Regions from separate parts of the Homo sapiens genome. Here all the other regions are linked to region 2. The links are chromatin contacts, found by Hi-C or POLR2A ChIA-PET in ENCODE. All regions are on one chromosome and are shown on one strand. Each heading gives the region's core, a stretch centred on a gene start or an enhancer-like site at or near the end of the contact. The rest is flanking DNA. Distances are from core to core; before and after follow the strand shown. Region 1 holds the start of UCP3 (uncoupling protein 3). Region 2 holds the start of PGM2L1 (phosphoglucomutase 2 like 1). Region 3 holds the start of DNAJB13 (DnaJ heat shock protein family (Hsp40) member B13).

Region 1 (2,700 bases), core at 30-2,529, 390 kb before region 2:
GGTGGGCACAGGTAGGAGGTGCCTTGAGGCCAGCACTCCCCAATCTTCTTCCCAATTCACTCCAGACTCTCCTAGACCCCTAGCAGCCGGCAGCCTTTTGCCACTGGCCAGTGGAGGAAGAAGTCAAAAGTGGAACCCTCATTACTGTAGCTCTGCTGGGGCTCCTGAGGGATGGGATGTTCTAGTCAGCATGGTCCATTAATGTTTGCTGGTTGCTTCTTGCACCAGATACCGTGCTGAGGGCTTTACAGACACTGACTGATTTGATCCCTTCATAAGGCTACAAGTAGTTGCTATTATTATTCTCATTTCGTAAACCAGGGACCTGAGGCTTCCAGGGCTTTTGCTAGTCATACAGCTGAAGTGCTGGAGCTGAGATTGGTGCCCACGTTTGTCTGACATCTGAAGCTGCGCCTGTTTCACTGCCCAGAGAGTCTCAGACTTCAGGGAGAGCCAAGGATCCCTTGAGCTGCTTGTTTACAGAGCAGATTCTCAGCTCTCAGCCCCAGAGATCCTGATTTAGGTCTGGGGTGGGGCCTAGGAATCTGCATTAGGAAAACTCCCTGTGGTAGCTCTGAAGCAGGGGAAGAGGACCCCATTTTGAGACATCCTACCCAACACCAGTTGCCTCCCCAACTCCAACCCACCCTCCCGGCAAAGCCTTCACAGCAGCCCACTGAAGAAGCCGTCTGGGCAGAGACCATGGGCTCTGTAAAGCTCCCAGCAAATGACCTGGACCACGCCTCAGGTCAGAAGTGCCCCTGTCATCCCTACTCAGGAAGAGGGCCCCAGGGTCCTCATGGAAAGAGAGGGATTTATGCTCTGGAGGAATCGCAGAGATTCTGGGGCAGGCAAAGAAGAAAGCCACTTCCTGTCTATGGGGATTTGCAAAATCCCACCAGAGGCAGCCAGCAAGGCAAAGGGGGTGTGAGTCTTGAGTGAGTGACACGGGTGTTGGGTTCAAGCCCCAGCCCTGCCACAGTACCCTCATCAAGGCCACAGCTCCCTTTTCATAAGGTGGCGGCTGGACTGAATCTCTATCAGGTCTGACAAGCTGCAGCTAGTGAGCCCTGACTGCTCGGGGCTGCTCTCTGAAAGCCTCCAATGAAAGGGAGAACAAGGAGAAGGGAGAGGGAGAGGGGAAGGGATGAGGGAGGAGAAAGGGGTCTTACCTGTGAGTCCTGCCACGGCAGGGGCAGCACAGGGGCTCCCTAGGGCTCCATCCCAGGAGGTGGCAGCAGGGATTGGATGGCCCCTCCTTGTCATTCACTGTTGTCTCTGCTGCTTCTGGCTTGGCACTGGTCTTATACACACGGGCTGACCTGAAACCTTATCCTAGAGAAGTTGGTTGACAGCCTGATCACTTGACAAGAGGCTGGCTGGTGAGGGCAGTGAGGTGAGAGGGGAGGTGAGTGAGTTCCAGATCTGGTTCAGTCCTCTTGACTTGGGGTGCTTTAATATAGCTCCTTTAAGCTGTGGACGCTTCCTTGGTGACAAGGGTGTATGGGGGGGTGGACCTGCTGCCACTTTTGAGTCCAAAGGTCAAGGCCTCCCACGATAGGCTGGGCACAGCTCTCCCAGGTCTCTTAATAATAATGTCATTTCTTTGTGCCTACTATGTGCTAAATATTTTACATACATTACTACTATTTTCCACAATCCTATGAGATAGGTACTATTAGGATTCTATTTTTTTTACTTTTTTTTTTTGTAATTTAAAATTTTTTAGTAGAGACGAGGTCTTGCTGTGTTCCCCAGGCTGGTCTTGAACTCCTGGGCTTAAGTGATCCTCCTGCCTCAGTCTGGCAAAGTGCTGGGATTATAGGTGTGAGCCACTGCACCCGACCTAATTTTTTTTTTTTAAATTACAGATTTATTGATATAGAATTCACATACCGTACAATTCATCTGTTTCAAGTGCACAATTCAAATGGTTTTTAGTATATTCTGAGTGGCACAACCATCAACACAATCTATTTTAGAACATTTTCATCACCCTCTCACCCTGGAAAAACTCCATACACATTGGTAGTCACCTCCCTTCCCCCGCTCCCCAGCCTCAGGCAACCACTAATCAATCTACTTTCTGTCTCTATAAATTTGCCTGTTCTGAACACTTCCTAGAAATGGAATCATCCAATATGTGCTTGTTTGTGACTGGCTTCTTTCACTTAGTATAGTAATGCTTTCAAAATTCATCCATGTTGGAGCCTGTATCAGTATTTCGTTTCTTTTTAGTGCTGGGGATCCTAAAATCTTACCACTTATTTTACTGAGGAGGAAATGGAATCTCAGGGAAGTCATGTAGCCAGCACGTGGCGGGGCCTGACTCCAGCCTGTAAACTGTAAGGCATTTTGGGCTTATCTACTGTGACCACCATTCTCTCCAACATGACACTTGGAGGCTTTAGCATGGACACTGCTGGAGCCAAGGGAGCTGGGACCTGGTGGAAGGGTGCCCCACAGAAGCTACTGGAGGCTCCATCTGTGGGCACTCAGAGTAAGGGCTGGGCACAGCTGAATCGGGCCCCAGGTGATGGGGGAAGGGGAGAAGAAGAAGAGAAGGGAGGGGAGGAGTGAGAAGCAGAAGGGAGGGAAGGAAAGGGAGTTAACTGGGTAGGGCAGAGGAGGAGTAGGCAGAAGTCTTTTCTGGACTGGGGCACAGAGCCAGCGTCACAGGGCAGGTGGTCAGAAGCATGG
Region 2 (2,913 bases), core at 77-2,576:
TAATGTCACATACTACCATACAAATTCCTTAATTCAGTGTCATTAATTCCATTTTAAATGTGCTGCCTTCTCTACTTCAACAAAGGTATTTTACGCACTTGACAAAGCAAAAGCTTGGATTATCTTCCTCTGTTGGAGCTACCAGGGACCTCTTTTACAAGTAAGATAGCTGCATTTTAATTCTGATTGTCACAAATTCATCCCAAATGCCCGCACGAGGTTTAATTACCACCACAACTTGGAGGTGGGGGCGGAGGGTGGGTGGGGAGGTGTTGGTAGAGAAGTAATGGTTAAGGCAAAAACAATCCTGTATTAAGAGTACCACATGAAACCTGGAAAACACGATTCCTTGAACAGATTAATTCCAGAAAATAGCTGCCAGCAGGAGAAAGAAGAGGTAAGCGCCTTGCCTTTCCCAACAGCAAAAGGTGATACTAGACAATACCAGGGAGTGATAAAAGGCCAGCAACTACCTAGCGACAGAAGGAGGAAACACACCAGACCAGAACTAAAGCGGATAGCGGTTAGAAACGCCCAGTAAGGGTGCCAGAAACCACTTTCAGGTATGTGGAGAAGGAAGTCAAGGGAGAAAAAGGGAAAGGAAATCGTTGTTTAGGGTATAACTTACAATGATGATGATTTTTTTTTTTTTTTTTTTGAAGAAAGAGGGAAGACAGCACTTGAAAGGAAAGAGGGTAAAGAAGAGGAAGGGAGGTTACAATTGAGAGCACTGCAGAAGGAAGCGATGCAGATGTTGCCGCCCGGCTCTGGCAGTCCGAAGGAGCAACCCCACGCATAGGTGGGTGGCAACGCCCTGCTCCGCTGCCCCCCGCTCGGTGTCCCGAGCCATCTCCTCTGCAGCCCGCGGGGCGCTGGGTGGGCACAGGAAAGAGCAGACTGTGTGGGGGAGGCGACGGCGTTTGCCGGGCTGACCAGGTACCCACCTTATCCCAGCGGAGCCACTGCCCGATGGCCGTGTCCAGCTGAGGGTCCCCGGTGTGGTAGGGGGCGTGGAGCAGGTTGGAGTTCAGATCCCCCTCTGTGTTTTCAGCCATGGCGACCAGACAGGCGTACGGGCCGGGGGCCGGCGAAGACACTGAGTTGGGGTGGGGGGTGGCTTGGGGTTCGCTCACCAGGGTCCAGGCGTCCCCACCTCACTGAAGGGCATCGGAGACCAACCGCAGGGTGTTCGTAACAGCTCCTGCCGCGGCGTCAGGGAACCGGGAGAGAGGGGGTTTATGGCCGCCTGCTCCCCAGCGGACCAGGTCCGGGTCTCTGGGCGAAGTGACTGAGGCGGTCGCGCCGCGAGAGAACAACAGTCCCAGATGTCTGGGTCCTGGCTCCGCCGCCGCCGCCGCCGCCCGCCCCGCCTACGGCCCCGCCCCGCGCCTTAGGCCCCGCCCCTTCCCGCCCTTGCTGATTTAAGTCCCCGAAGTTCTAGACTGGAGCCCGGGAGCGCGCTCCCCACGCCTCCGAAGTAGTGGGGGTTTACAGCCCGTCCGGGTGGTGAGGCAATAGTGCACGGTTCTTTTTATTTTTTAATTTGCCAAGGGTCTCCTTTCCTCGATCTGCTCTCACGGCTACCACTAGCAAGCTGCCTTTGCGCTTGCCCTGCAGGTCCCCAGCGCGCGCGCAGGCCCCCAGTTTCTCTTGGGGGCACGCGCCGGTTGGGGGAGGAGGGGCAGTGCGAGCTGTCCGCGCACTGCCTCACGGGAGTTGTAGTTCTTTCCTTTGTCTGAGCTCAGCGGAGACCGCCGCCGAGACTACGACTCCCAGCAGCTCCGCGTTCCCCCTTTCCTCAAAAGAAAAAGATCTACCTCGAGGTAGTTCCCTACAGACACGCCCTATCCCTATTAGTTATGCTGCGCTGTGTGGCCCTGGCATTAAATTAAACAAGGAATGACATAGTAAGGGGACAAAGTGGTATCCGTTTAGTGCTGTGCAGTTTACGAATCGCGTTCTATCGCCTCAATCCCTCAGTAAGGTACAGGGGCGTAGTCCTTTTCCGTTTCACACACAAAGAAGAAACTGACTCCCTGAGACACCTCTCCTAAGAGGCCGAGTTCGTGAGCGGTCAAACTAGGGTTCCAATCTCATTTCAGATCCCCTCAGCTGGCAGTTATTTTATTAGGTCGGTGCAAAAGTAATTGCTGTTTTTGCCATTAAAAATAATGGCATTAAAAGTAATGGCAAAAACGGCAATGACTTTTGTACCAATCTAATATCTCTGCTGCTATAGTAAACTAGGAGGTAGGGAGAACAAGATTACTGGAAAATAGATAAGGAAGTTGTTGAGGGAAGATGGTCGGCATTTAACCTAAATATAAGAATGTATAAGCATCACAAGATACCAAGAGCAATGGTAATGGGAATACGGAGGAAAAGGAAATTGGTTCACCCAAATTGAAATAGTCTTCCGTTACTTCTTAGCCGTCTCTCCTATGGAAAGCTCACCTAAGTTGAGGTCTGGGAAATGCTGAGAAGTGCTGACCTGTCAGCCACCTAGCTACTCCTCCGTTTCTTGGTTTGGCCTTCTTAGAATGGCTATGATTTTGGGCAAGTACATTACAACTCTTTCCCTAGTCAGCTTTTTTGTAAGGAAGGTATGATAATATTTACATCATGGCTGTACAGTAACTTAATAAATGGCATTAGGCTGCTTTGAGGTTCACAGATAAAAGACATATTAAGTTCAAAGTATTACTTTATTTCCTTTAAAGTGCCATTTACCATAATAAAATTCAAACTACCAAGGTACAAAAGGATTGTGGTACCAGTTTCTGAAAAACGTGCCATAGTTGGGAGTTGCAGTTTTTGCTAACGATTGTTTCTTTTGTGGAGTCAGCAGGACTCTTGTTCTTTTAATCACACAAGGCCTGGGCAACAGTCACGTGTCCTGGAGAGAAATTCATC
Region 3 (2,700 bases), core at 156-2,655, 450 kb before region 2:
AGGGCTCTGCTGTACTCAGAGAGGTGGAGCATAACTCCCTCACTGTAAGGGTGGGCCGCACAGTGACTGCCTTCCAAAGAGTGCAATACAGCAAGTGGGGAAGGAGGGCTGGCGCGGTGGCTCACGCCTGTAATCCCAACACTTTGGGAGGCTGAGGTGGGTGGATCACTTGAGGTCAGGAGTTTGAGACCAGCCTGGCCAACATGGTGAAACCCCGTCTCTAGTAAAAATAACAAAAATTAGCCGGGCATGGTGGCACATGCCTGTAATCTCAGCTACTTGGGAGGCTGAGGCAGGAGAATCGCTGGAACCCGGGAGGCAGAGGTTGCAGTGAGCTGAAATTGTGCCACTGCACTCCAGCCTGGGCGATGGAGTGAGACTCCATCTCAAAAAACAAAAACAAACAAACAAAAAGAAAAACACCAAACAAATTCCAATTGCAGGACATTCTACAAAACACCTGACCATTATTACTTAAACTGTCAAGGTCATCAAAAACATGGAAAGTCTGAGAAACTGTCACAGTCAGGAGGCACCAGAGGAGATGCAACAGCTAAGTGTAACGTGGCATCCTGGATGGGGTCCGGAACAGAAATAAGATATTAGGTTAAAACAACTAGTAAATCTGAATAAAATGTGGATTTTAGTTAATAATAATGTATCAATATTGGTCATTATTTGTGACAAATGTACCATACTAATGTAAGATGTTAATAATAGGGGAATGTGAATGCAGTGGCTCACACCTGTAATCCCAGCACTTTGGGAGGCCAAGCCGAGCCCAAGAGTTCAAGACCAGTCTGGGCAACATGGTGAAACCCCATCTCTACAAAACATACAAAAATTAGCCAGGCATGGTAGTGCACGCCTGTGTCTCAGCTACTTGGAAGGCTGAGGTGGAAGAATCCCTTGAGCCTGGGAGGTTGAGACTGCAGTGAGGTGTGATCCTGCCACTGCCCACCAGCCTGGGTGACAGAGTGAAGACCCTGTCTCAAAAACATGATAATGATAATAATAATAATAAAATAGGAGAATGTGGATGTGAGGTATATGGGAACTCTCTGTACTGTCTTCTCAACTTTTCTAAACTCTAAAACTGTTCTAAAATAAATGTATTTTTAAAAAATTAGCCAAATGCATTTCTTCTAAAACCTTTTTATTAAAACTAATTACTGCTCTCTTTAAAAACAAAAACAAAATAAAACAGAGCCCTGTGAGTCTTCAATTTCCGAGTTGAGTGACCTTTCACAGGGTCGCAGAATCAGCCCCAGCTCTCCCCCAGTCCTTTCACTGACTCCTCTCTGTGGCAGAGCTGAAATTTGTTTAGGGAAGTGGGACTACAACTCCCAGAGTGCACCTGTGCGGTTGTCAGGAGCAACCAAGGAAGCCAACTAACAGCCTTGCTAGAGTCTGAGGACTATCCAGGGCCTGACTGCCAGCTAGCCAGCCATGGGCCAGGATTATTACTCTGTGCTCGGGATCACTCGCAATTCAGAGGATGCCCAGATCAAGCAGGCGTAAGTTGGGGTGGGAGCCAGGCCTTAGGGGTGTGCTGGGGCAGGCCCTGCCCTCTTCTCTTCCAAAACGAGCTTTCCTGCACAGCTTAGCGCAGACAAGGTAAACCTTGTTCCTCCTTTCACTTCTTGCATACCTGTATCCTGGCTTTGGTCTGGGTCAGGGCCCAGGTTGGAAATTTGAACTCTTTAGTTCCTCAATCTGCTCCCAACCCATCTCCCTTTATGCTCCATGCCCTATATCCTCTCCTGGGTGCCTTGCTTTTCCCAGCAATGAAGTGGGGACAAAGGAGCCATTTGAACTTTATCTTGAATATTATGGAGAACCAGAGGCTTGTGAACAAGGGAGTGGCCAGGCCAGATGGATGTTTTAAATTCAATTCTGGCCATGATGGAGGTTTTCAGCATTGACTAAACTACATTCCTGAATACTTCCATCGGATCTTAAGGACGTTCTGGCTCGTTCCTAAGAAAGCCTACAACAGGAGTCAGTACATTTTTCTGAAAACATGTTTTTGTTTTTTGTTTTGAGACGGAGTCTTGGTCTTGTTGCCCAGGCTGGAGTGCAATGGCGTGATCTCGGCTCACCGCAACCTCCACCTCCTGGGTTCAAGCGATTCTTCTGCCTCAGCTTCCCAAGTAGCTGGGATTACAGGCATGCACCACCATGCCCAGCTAATTTTGTATTTTTAGTAGAGATGGGGTTTCTCCTTTTTGGTCAGGCTGGTCTCAAATTCCCGACCTCTGGTGATCCACCCGCCTCAGCCTTCCCAAGTGCTGGGATTATAGGTGTGAGTCACCGCACCTGGCCAAAAACATGTTTTTTTTTTTAACAAATATTTATTGAGCGTCTACCACAAGGGTTGAGAGGGTACTTCACTCCTGCTGCAGTGGTAGCAGCTGGAGATAAATGTCGGAATCCGACATCGACACTCCCTTACCTCATGCAGCTAGATTTTGTTGCTGAATAGATGTTGAATAAGTCACCACAACTGTGATGAGTGTTACAGAAGAGGAAGTATGGGGGGCTGTGGAAGTTATCTTGGAAGGAGAGAGACCCTTTAGGAGGCTGTTCGTGGTAATCAAGGCAAAAGATGAGGCCAGAGAAAGGGGAGGGAATGGACTTGGTAATTAAGTGGATCACTGGAGGGTGAAGAAAAGAGGAGTCCAGGATAACTCAATCAAT

What was found. Hi-C counts contacts between places; a loop is a spot of excess contacts on that map. ChIA-PET counts read pairs that join two places held with the same protein, here RNA polymerase II (POLR2A). Pooled maps may share reads with other maps.
Region 1: a loop to region 2 is called in a pooled map, with 5 times the contacts of the local background. The contact joins the promoter of UCP3 here to the promoter of PGM2L1 in region 2. A Hi-C loop is called at or near these places in 2 of 50 pooled maps. POLR2A ChIA-PET finds 5 or more read pairs at or near these places in 3 of 52 experiments (AG04449, T-cell and activated T-cell).
Region 3: a pooled map shows a loop between it and region 2 (5-fold over the local background). The contact joins the promoter of DNAJB13 here to the promoter of PGM2L1 in region 2. A Hi-C loop is called at or near these places in 1 of 168 maps with a recorded cell type or tissue (endothelial cell of umbilical vein), 3 of 37 single-sample maps with no recorded cell type and 10 of 50 pooled maps. POLR2A ChIA-PET finds 5 or more read pairs at or near these places in 2 of 52 experiments (WTC11 and naive thymus-derived CD4-positive, alpha-beta T cell).

What each region holds. Positions count from the first base shown.
Region 1 is chr11:74,007,806-74,010,505 of GRCh38, forward strand. It overlaps UCP3 (uncoupling protein 3), which reads right to left and starts at 1,280. Exons shown (of 7, transcript NM_003356.4): 1 at 1,173-1,280. RefSeq lists a silencer at 575-755 and an enhancer at 889-1,528.
Region 2 is chr11:74,397,107-74,400,019 of GRCh38, forward strand. It overlaps PGM2L1 (phosphoglucomutase 2 like 1), which reads right to left and starts at 1,327. Exons shown (of 14, transcript NM_173582.6): 1 at 945-1,327. The coding sequence starts at 1,055. MIR548AL (microRNA 548al) reads left to right here and starts at 2,131; the gene lies at 2,131-2,227. RefSeq lists enhancers at 1,069-1,690, 1,422-1,791, 1,691-2,311.
Region 3 is chr11:73,949,621-73,952,320 of GRCh38, forward strand. DNAJB13 (DnaJ heat shock protein family (Hsp40) member B13) reads left to right here and starts at 1,406. Exons shown (of 8, transcript NM_153614.4): 1 at 1,406-1,517. The coding sequence starts at 1,450.